3 separate regions of the Homo sapiens genome follow, and all the other regions are linked to region 1. The links are chromatin contacts, found by Hi-C or POLR2A ChIA-PET in ENCODE. All regions are on one chromosome and are shown on one strand. Each heading gives the region's core, a stretch centred on a gene start or an enhancer-like site at or near the end of the contact. The rest is flanking DNA. Distances are from core to core; before and after follow the strand shown. Region 1 holds the start of EDC3 (enhancer of mRNA decapping 3). Region 2 has its middle 29 kb from the start of ARID3B. Region 3 holds the start of CPLX3 (complexin 3).

What was found. Hi-C counts contacts between places; a loop is a spot of excess contacts on that map. ChIA-PET counts read pairs that join two places held with the same protein, here RNA polymerase II (POLR2A). Pooled maps may share reads with other maps.
Region 2: a loop to region 1 is called in a pooled map, with 2.5 times the contacts of the local background. The contact joins the enhancer-like site here to the promoter of EDC3 in region 1. A Hi-C loop is called at or near these places in 1 of 50 pooled maps. POLR2A ChIA-PET finds 5 or more read pairs at or near these places in 5 of 52 experiments (H1, HCT116, WTC11 and 2 more).
Region 3: a pooled map shows a loop between it and region 1 (3-fold over the local background). The contact joins the promoter of CPLX3 here to the promoter of EDC3 in region 1. A Hi-C loop is called at or near these places in 3 of 50 pooled maps. POLR2A ChIA-PET finds 5 or more read pairs at or near these places in 3 of 52 experiments (T-cell, activated T-cell and activated naive CD8-positive, alpha-beta T cell).

The regions. Positions count from the first base shown.
Region 1 is chr15:74,694,659-74,697,327 of GRCh38, forward strand. EDC3 (enhancer of mRNA decapping 3) reads right to left here and starts at 1,366. Exons shown (of 7, transcript NM_025083.5): 1 at 1,222-1,366. RefSeq lists an enhancer at 1,326-1,415.
Region 2 is chr15:74,510,869-74,513,537 of GRCh38, forward strand. No RefSeq gene overlaps it. Among named protein-coding and RNA genes, the nearest start is that of ARID3B, 29 kb to the right of the region's middle. RefSeq lists enhancers at 1,291-1,340, 1,651-1,710. Within about 2 kb of position 1,348, at least 9 of the 41 ENCODE cell types and tissues checked have a DNase peak (open chromatin) inside an H3K27ac peak, as active enhancers do.
Region 3 is chr15:74,825,377-74,828,045 of GRCh38, forward strand. CPLX3 (complexin 3) reads left to right here and starts at 1,251. Exons shown (of 3, transcript NM_001030005.3): 1 at 1,251-1,491; 2 at 2,658-2,669. The coding sequence starts at 1,328. It overlaps LMAN1L (lectin, mannose binding 1 like), which reads left to right. Exons shown (of 14, transcript NM_021819.3): 14 at 100-378. The coding sequence ends at 229. RefSeq lists a silencer at 1,233-1,440.

The DNA.
Region 1 (2,669 bases), core at 116-2,615:
GTGAGTTGCAACCAATATTTTTTTAGAGTGCATCTTCTGTAGAAAGGGTAAGTAAACTTTTCATTGGTGTGTGTGTGTGTGTACACACTGAGTGTGCAGGGGCACAATAAGTCATGATGTATAATATATCTAACTGTGGGTCACAGGTAAAAAATTTTGAGACACTTTTCTAGCCCCACAGCCCTATGCCAAGGAGGCTCTACCAAGAAATTGGTAATAAACAAAATGTCATGTTTTTACATCATACAGAGAAACTAGCTAAGAGGATTTTGTGCTCAGTACACGTAATCTGCCATTCATTAAAAAAAAAAAAAAAGATTAGGATCCATCTGGGTGTCCAGTTGAAATACTAAACTGCTTGGAGACAGCCATTTCTGTTTTGGTGGGGTGAAGACCTGTATTTGAGACAGCAGACTGAAATCGGTTTGGTCTGTGGCGAAGGAAGAGAAGAAAAACCATTCTGGGTCGCGAGTTCCTCACCTGTAACCACAGGAGAAGACTGTTGGCTTGGTCAGTTGATTTTCAACTAATCTCCCAATTGAAGAGTTAGGCGAAGCAATTGCTATTGGGAGATTAACTGAAAATTAACTGACCAAGCCAACAAGGACTATGCCTCCCACAAACCAAAACACTTTAACCACTCAGCAAGTCAAGTATTGATACATACAATCAATATCACACAAAGTGTACTGAAAAGAACCACAGACTTGCATCAAAGGCAGAAATGAATCCAGGGATAACTTCCTGGGATTCGAAGATGTGACCTGGTAGGTATAAATTTCTCAGGCATCCTCTTTTTCTACCCTCCAGTTCATCTCCGTCCTCAAGCTATCAGTCATGGATGTGGCACTGGCGTTCTTCTCTGCCACCGTATCTCATTATGCAAAGGGAAACTGAGGCACGAAGAACAGAGTGAGTGAGCCAAAGAACTGCAGCAGCCACCAACAAGGCTGGACTAAGGGCCCAAGCAGCTAATGCCTCACTCCCCACACAATCCCCATACTATTTAGAATCCTGCAGTCCTCAGCCTTCCACCTCAAACCAAACTCCTGGGGCCGCCCGTAGTACGTGGTCCCCTGCTCATCCGATGAAGCCCCCAGCTCTTGCCTGCCTGCCTGCCTCTATAAAGGTCTACGAGGCCTGGAACTCTGAAGCCTAAAGCAACCCCGGCAGCCCCCTCCCACGACCGTCCACAAACCAGTAGCCTCCCTTCGCTCCCACCTCCGCGCCGACGGGCCTGGAGCTCCTCCGCACACCACACCAAGCCGACCACTCAACACCAGAGGACCCACAGAAGAATTCTCTCCACGCCCACCCCCACAGCATCGGCCTTCACCACCGCCGCCGCTGCCGGAAGCGCCCCCACGTCTCCACGCCACCACCGTGAGGTCACTTCCGGCGCGACACCTTGGAATCCAGGGCCGTCAATTGAGGGGCGTGGCACCCGGGAAATTTAAGAGGTTGGAAGAACGTCCCTTCGGCCTTACAGAATTGCGCTTGGGTAGTCATTTTGCCCTCCACGCTTACTTATGTCCTGTGGCGTCTTGGCTGGAATCGGGGCTCTACCCACGACTCCCCAGCCTCGATGCCTGGGCCCCCCTCTTGCAGGCTCGATGAAAAGCACCCGCTTCCCCTCCTGTTACCCCAGCGCCAATCGCAGAGCTGGAGCGGAGGACTTTCAGGGAGGCCTGGTGACGTGACAGCCCCTCCGTGCTAAACTGCAGCTGTGGGACTTAATAAGTGCGACAACCCCCTGATGGATTAAAGAAAACAAGATATTCCTGCCGTGGTCGATCTTCAAAGCGTATCAGCTTCAGCCCTTTTGGGGGTTAAAATCAGCCAGTCCGTGCTTGACTGCTCTCCCTTCCCCCATACTCAGTACACAGGAAAGTGCCGCTCTTCTACCCCTGGCATTTTAGAGTCTTGATTTGTGGGGAGACGGGAAAGCATGCGTTTAGGGCCAAGACCGTGTAATGAGGAATATTGCACAGCCTTGAAGCCTGACACCTGGTTTGGGAACCACTACTTGGGCGAATAGCATAGAGTAGGGTAGCAGTTCCAAACCTAGCTCTACAAAATCAGTTGAAGAACTTTGTAAAATCTACACTTTCTAGGGGACTGCTTCACCCTTCCCCCTCCATCACCAGAGATTCCCTAGGTCAGAAGGGGTCCTTGTCTTTTAAAATTACTGTTATTAATGAACACTTATAGAGCAGTTTTTGGTTCAGGGCAAAACTGAACAGAAAGTACAGAGTTCCCATATATCCCCTGTACACACAGGCACATACACAACTTGTCCCCTCATGGACATCTTGTGCTACAGTGGTACATTTGGTAACAATTGATTACCCAACTTTGACACATCATTATCACCCAGAGTCCATAGTTTACATTAGAGTTTACTCTCGGTGTTGCACATTCTGTGGGTTTTGACATATATGTAATGACATGTATCCACCATTATGGTATCATACACGATAGTTTCACTGCCCTGAAAATCCTCTGTCCTCTGCCTATTTATCCTTCTCAGTCCCCTAACCACTGGCAACCACTGCTCCTTTTACTGTCTCCATAGTTTTGCCTTTTCCAGAATCCCATATAGTTGGAATCATACAGTATGCAGCCTTTTCACATCGGATTCTTTCACTTATGCACTTAAAGTTCTTCCA
Region 2 (2,669 bases), core at 98-2,597, 180 kb before region 1:
TCAGATATCCTCCACTGTCTTAATAATGTTTTCCACAGCAAAAAGAAAAATTATTTTTCTAAGGTCAGGCATGGTGACTCATGCCTGTAATCTCAGCACTTTGGGAAGCCGAGGTGGACAGATCATCTGAGGTCAAGAGTTCGAGACCAGCCTGGCCAACATGGTGAAACCCTGGCTCTACTAAAAATACAAAACTTAGCCAGGCGTGGTGGTGCGCACCTGTAGTCCCAGCTACTCAGGAGGCTGAGGCAGGAGAATCACTTGAACCCAGGAGGCGGAGGTTGCAGTGAGCCGAGATAGCATCACTACACTCCAGCCTGGGCGACAGAGCGAGACTCTGTCTCAAAAACAAGAAAGAAAAATTATTTTTCTGGCTCAGGATCCAATCCAGGATCACACACTGCACTTAGTTGAGAAATCTCTTTAGTTTCTTTTAATCTGGAATAATTCCTCAGTCTGACTTTGCCTCCCACGATCCTTTGTCACTTGAAGAATACAGGCCAGATATTTTGTATGAGGTTCTTGTTTTAGGTTTATCTGTTTTTTCCCCTCATGATTAGATTCAGGCTATACATTTTTGGCAGGAATATTCTAAAACTGATGCTGTGTTCTTGGTTTATTAAATCAGGAGGCACATTACTGACTACTGGTGATGTTAATTTTTATTTTTAGGTCAAGGTGGTGTCTGCCAGTTTTCCACTTTAAAGTTATTCTTTGTCGATTTTTAGTTAATAAGTATCTTTTTTTTTTCTTTTTTTAGAGACAGGGTCTCACTCTGTTGCCCAGGCTGAAGTGCAGTGGCGCAATCATAACTCACTGCAGCCTCAAATTTCCGGGCTCCAGTGATCCTCCCACCTCATCCTCCTGAGTAACAAGGACTACAGGCACGCCACCAGGCCTGGCTAATATTTTATTTTTGTAGAGACAGGTCTTGCTATGTTACCCTGGCTGATCTCCAACTCCTGGCCTCAAGTAATCCTCCCAACTTGGCCTCAGCCTCCCAAAACTCTGGGATTATAGGCATGAACCACCATGCCTGGCCAATAAGTATCTTGTGGGGAGATATTTTGAGACTATATCCTGTTCCTCATAAAACTTTTACCCACTAATCTTAGCATCCATTGCAAAAATTACAAAGTCTTTCATTGAAAAAGTATACACAAGCCAATGGTTAAAAAATTCAAAACAATACAGTGAACAAGTATGTATACATACTCACTTTTTGTTGTATAAAAAAAGAGAAATAGAGTGAATAGTATAGTGAAAAGTAAATCTCCTGATATTAGATCCTCAGGACCCTTCCTCCTGTTACTTGTTTGTGTCTTTGTGGTAGACACGATGCCATATGATACTGAACCTCATTTCATTTCCTTTTTTCTGGGCATAAAGGATGACAACATTTCCTGTCCTGCTTTGCGGTGAGGCTGAGACCATGAGACTAGTTCTGGCTCAAGGGCTATGAACAGAAATGATATTGGGCACTCTTGGGCCAAAGCATTTAGTGCCATTTTATGTCTCTCCAGCTCTCTCTTCCCCTGCTGCAGCAATTGTGAAAGCCACGCATTTAGATGGTGAAGCCACAAAATGGAAACAGCCTGGATCCCTGAGTCACCAGATGCAGAAACAGCTGCCCTGAAAAGTTGTCCATCTTGCACTATACATGCCCATGTACGAGAAATACAAGCCTTTTCTGGCCGGGCGCGGTGGCTCACGCCTGTAATCCCAGCACTTTGGGAAGCCGAGGCGGGCAGATCATTTGAGGTCAGGAGTTCGAGATCAGCCTGGCCAACATGGTGAAACCCCGTCTCTACAAAAAATATAAAAATTAGCCAGGCATGGTGGCAGGCGCTTGTAATCCCAGCTACTCAGGTGGCTGAGGTAGGAGAATCGCTTGAACCTGGGAGGCAGTGGTTGCAGTGAGCCGAGATTACACCATTGCACTCCAGCCTGGGTGATAAGAGCAAAACTCTGTCTCAAAAAAAAAAAAAAGGCCTTTTCTGTGGTTAAGAAATGAGAATCAAGTTTAAGATATTTGAGATTTTTCTTTTTATTATTTTTTTCCTTAGAGGTAATTGTGGGGTGGAGGTGGGGGTCTTGCTATCTTGCCCAGGCTGGACTCAAACTCCTGGGTTCAAGCAATCCTCCAGTCTCAGCCTCCCAAGTAGCTGGGACTATAGGTACACACTACCACACCAGTTTCTTTGAGATTTTTGTACATCGGGATATATAGCTCATTCTTTTTAAGATTTGCCAAGTGTTCCATTGTATGACTATAATATATTTAGGAGGTACATTTCTTTAATTTAAATTTTTGAATTGATATTATATACCATATGGTTTTAAATTAAAATGGTTCAAAAAAGTATATATGTGAAAAATTCTCACTCTCATTGCTGCCCTGAGCCAATAAATTCCCCACCAAAGGTAACCAATATTTCCTGTTCCTTATGTGTACTTCCAGAGTTATGTCATACATAGGATATTTAAAGGAACCTCACTCGTCTCAAGTTTGGCCGAGACACCAAAACAATAAGGTCACACTTCAAAGTTACGGGCAAGTCCACCAATACAGGATTTGCAAAAGAAGATTATAGAAAACCAATTTTCATGCCGGGCGCGCTGGCTGACGCCTGTAATCCCAGCACTTTGGGAGGCCGAGGCAGGTGGAT
Region 3 (2,669 bases), core at 1-2,500, 130 kb after region 1:
GGTGCAGTGAGTGTAGCAAGGCAAGCATGAGAGTCCTGGTTTTTCAAAAGCCCATAAAGGAGAGACGCAAGTAACCTGTAACCTTCTCTCTGGCAGCAGGCAGGAGCTGAACAAGAGCCTTCAGGAGTGTCTGTCCACAGGCAGCCTTCCTCTGGGTCCTGCACCACACACCCCCAGGGCCCTGGGGATTCTGAGGAGGCAGCCTCTCCCTGCCAGCATGCCTGCCTGACCCACCTCAGAGCCTGCTTTGCATCACTGGGAAGCAGGCAGTGTCTTGGGTGGGGGCTTGGTCAGTATCCTCTCCGTCTGGGTGCCCAGCTCCCACGCACACCTGAGCTTTCGGCATGCTCCCACCTCGTTAAAGGTGATTTCCCTCTCCCCATGCTGTGATATGCTGGTCTTCTTTCCAGCCTCACCCTAATCTCTGTGAAGGCTTCCACCCCTTCTGAGTACCTGGCTGGGAGTGCGCTCCAAGCAGGCAAGGAGGCCAAGGCCTGGCTTAACCTCCAAAAGACCGGATACCCCACGGGCTTTGAACCCTCGACTATGGAGGGAAAGAGAGCCATGACTGTATATAATTCTGTCCTCAAACTCACCCATAACAGAGAGCAGTGTCTCCCAGTGTCCCTCCTGGCCCAGCTCAGCCAGCATCACTGAGCAGCTCTCTCCCTCCCCACTCCTAGCTGCTCCAGGGGCAGCAGGGGAGGCGCGTGACAGAGCAACCCTGAGAGGCCAACTCGTGGAACCATAACTGGGATTCCCGCTCGCGCCCTCAGGTCTCCCTCCCTTTTCCAGCGTCAAGCTCTCTGGGCAGCTGCTGGGTTCAGTGACTTGGGTGGGTGGGGAGAATGGGGGGCACCCAAGGCTGGGTTTTTACCCCTTGCTGCTACCTGGATCTCCCAGCTGAAATCCTAGTTATTAGTGGCCCAGGAGAGGAGAAAGTTGGAAGAGGCTATGGAACAGGGTTCCGGGAGTGTATGAGCTCAACCCCTCTCCCGGGAGAGCGACCCCACCACCGCAGGCCCTAATCCTCTGTCAGCAGTGCCCAGCGGAGCTCGGCGTTGAAGGAGGCACGTGGGGGAGGCGGGAGTGGGGAGCGGGCACGTGGTCCAGCCTTCTCAGCCCCGTGCTGCCCCCCGCCCCCAGTGAGGAGGGGTTTGGGGAGGTGGGGGCGGGCCCGGGCGGGGGCGGGCGGCGGGCGGTGCCAAGCGTGGGGCGCGGGCCCGCGGCGGGAGCTGTCCGCGAAACCTAGTGCTGAAGTAGGCGCGGACGTGCCCGGTGCCTGGCGCGTGGTAGCAGGCGCCCGGTGCCCCGGCCGGCGAAGACCATGGCGTTCATGGTGAAGACCATGGTGGGCGGCCAGCTGAAGAACCTCACTGGGAGCCTGGGAGGCGGCGAGGATAAGGGAGATGGGGACAAGTCGGCAGCCGAAGCTCAGGGCATGAGCCGGGAGGAGTACGAGGAGTATCAGAAGCAACTCGTGGAAGAGAAGTGAGTGGGATCCCTTCCTGGCTCCAACGACCTCCCCTCCCCACCCCCACAGCTGCTCAGTCCATCCCCGGGCCAGCCTCAGGTCCCAATCCCTTCTCCCCTACTTTCCTAGACACGGTAAGAGACCGGGAGGTGTCCTCTACACTGCCCCCAGACCCATCCTATCTGACACCCAAAACCCCGCTCCAGCATCATGCTCCGGCCAAGGGGGAGTGGGGGGAGGGGCGACCGGACGAGGGACCGACCGGAGCCTGGGACGAGGAAGGGGGTGCACGTGCGTTTCTGACGAAACGATAATCCCTTAATCCGATCTGGTCCCAGCCGCCTATGTCTTCCAACTGGGGCTCCTCTGAACTTGAGGCTCTGAAAAAAGTGGTGCAGCCGCTCAGAGTCGCGGAGACAGACCCTGAGATGGGGGCACTCACAAACATTGAGCACTTGTGTGCCCGCAGTGCTGGGACAGAGTTTGGGGCTGGACTCTGCTGCTAGGCTACTTGGGTTCAGAGCCTGGCTTTGCCTATTAGCTGGATAACTTTAGGCAAGTTACTTAACCTTTCTGTGCCTCTGTTTCCTTTTCTGGAAAGTGGGGATGGTAATCATAATACATGCCTTGTATATTTATGAAGATTAAATGCCAATGCATGTAAACTGTTTAGCACAGCACCTGGCACATGATAAAGTCTCATAAATGATAGCTATTATTTCGCTCAATCCTGATAACAGTTTTGTGAGTTGCAAAATTTTATCCCCATTTTACAGAAGAGGAAGGTAAGTGACTTACCTAAGGATATACCTAAAATGGTAGTGGAGCTGGGATGTGAACCCAAGTTTGGCCTGAATACTTTTCCCCACATGACATAGCTTGTCAGTGAGGGAACAGCAGACCAAGTTGGAGGCCATGAGGGACAAATAATTAGGATCTGCAGAGAGAGCCAGACAGACTGCCACCCTGGTTCCCTAGTTCCATCCAGTGGCAGAGACGACAAAGGGCACTGTGATGGGCAGAGGCAGCAGAAACCTGGATGTCCGGGTTGGAGCGCTTTTGCTACACACAGGGACCAATGCAGCAGCTGCTAGGACTCAGAGACCCCTTCTGTCCCTCCCTCGAAGACCTCAACCCCCTTCTCTCAGCCCTCGTGGTGACTCTGCCTCCGGTGACCCTGCAGGATGGAGCGGGA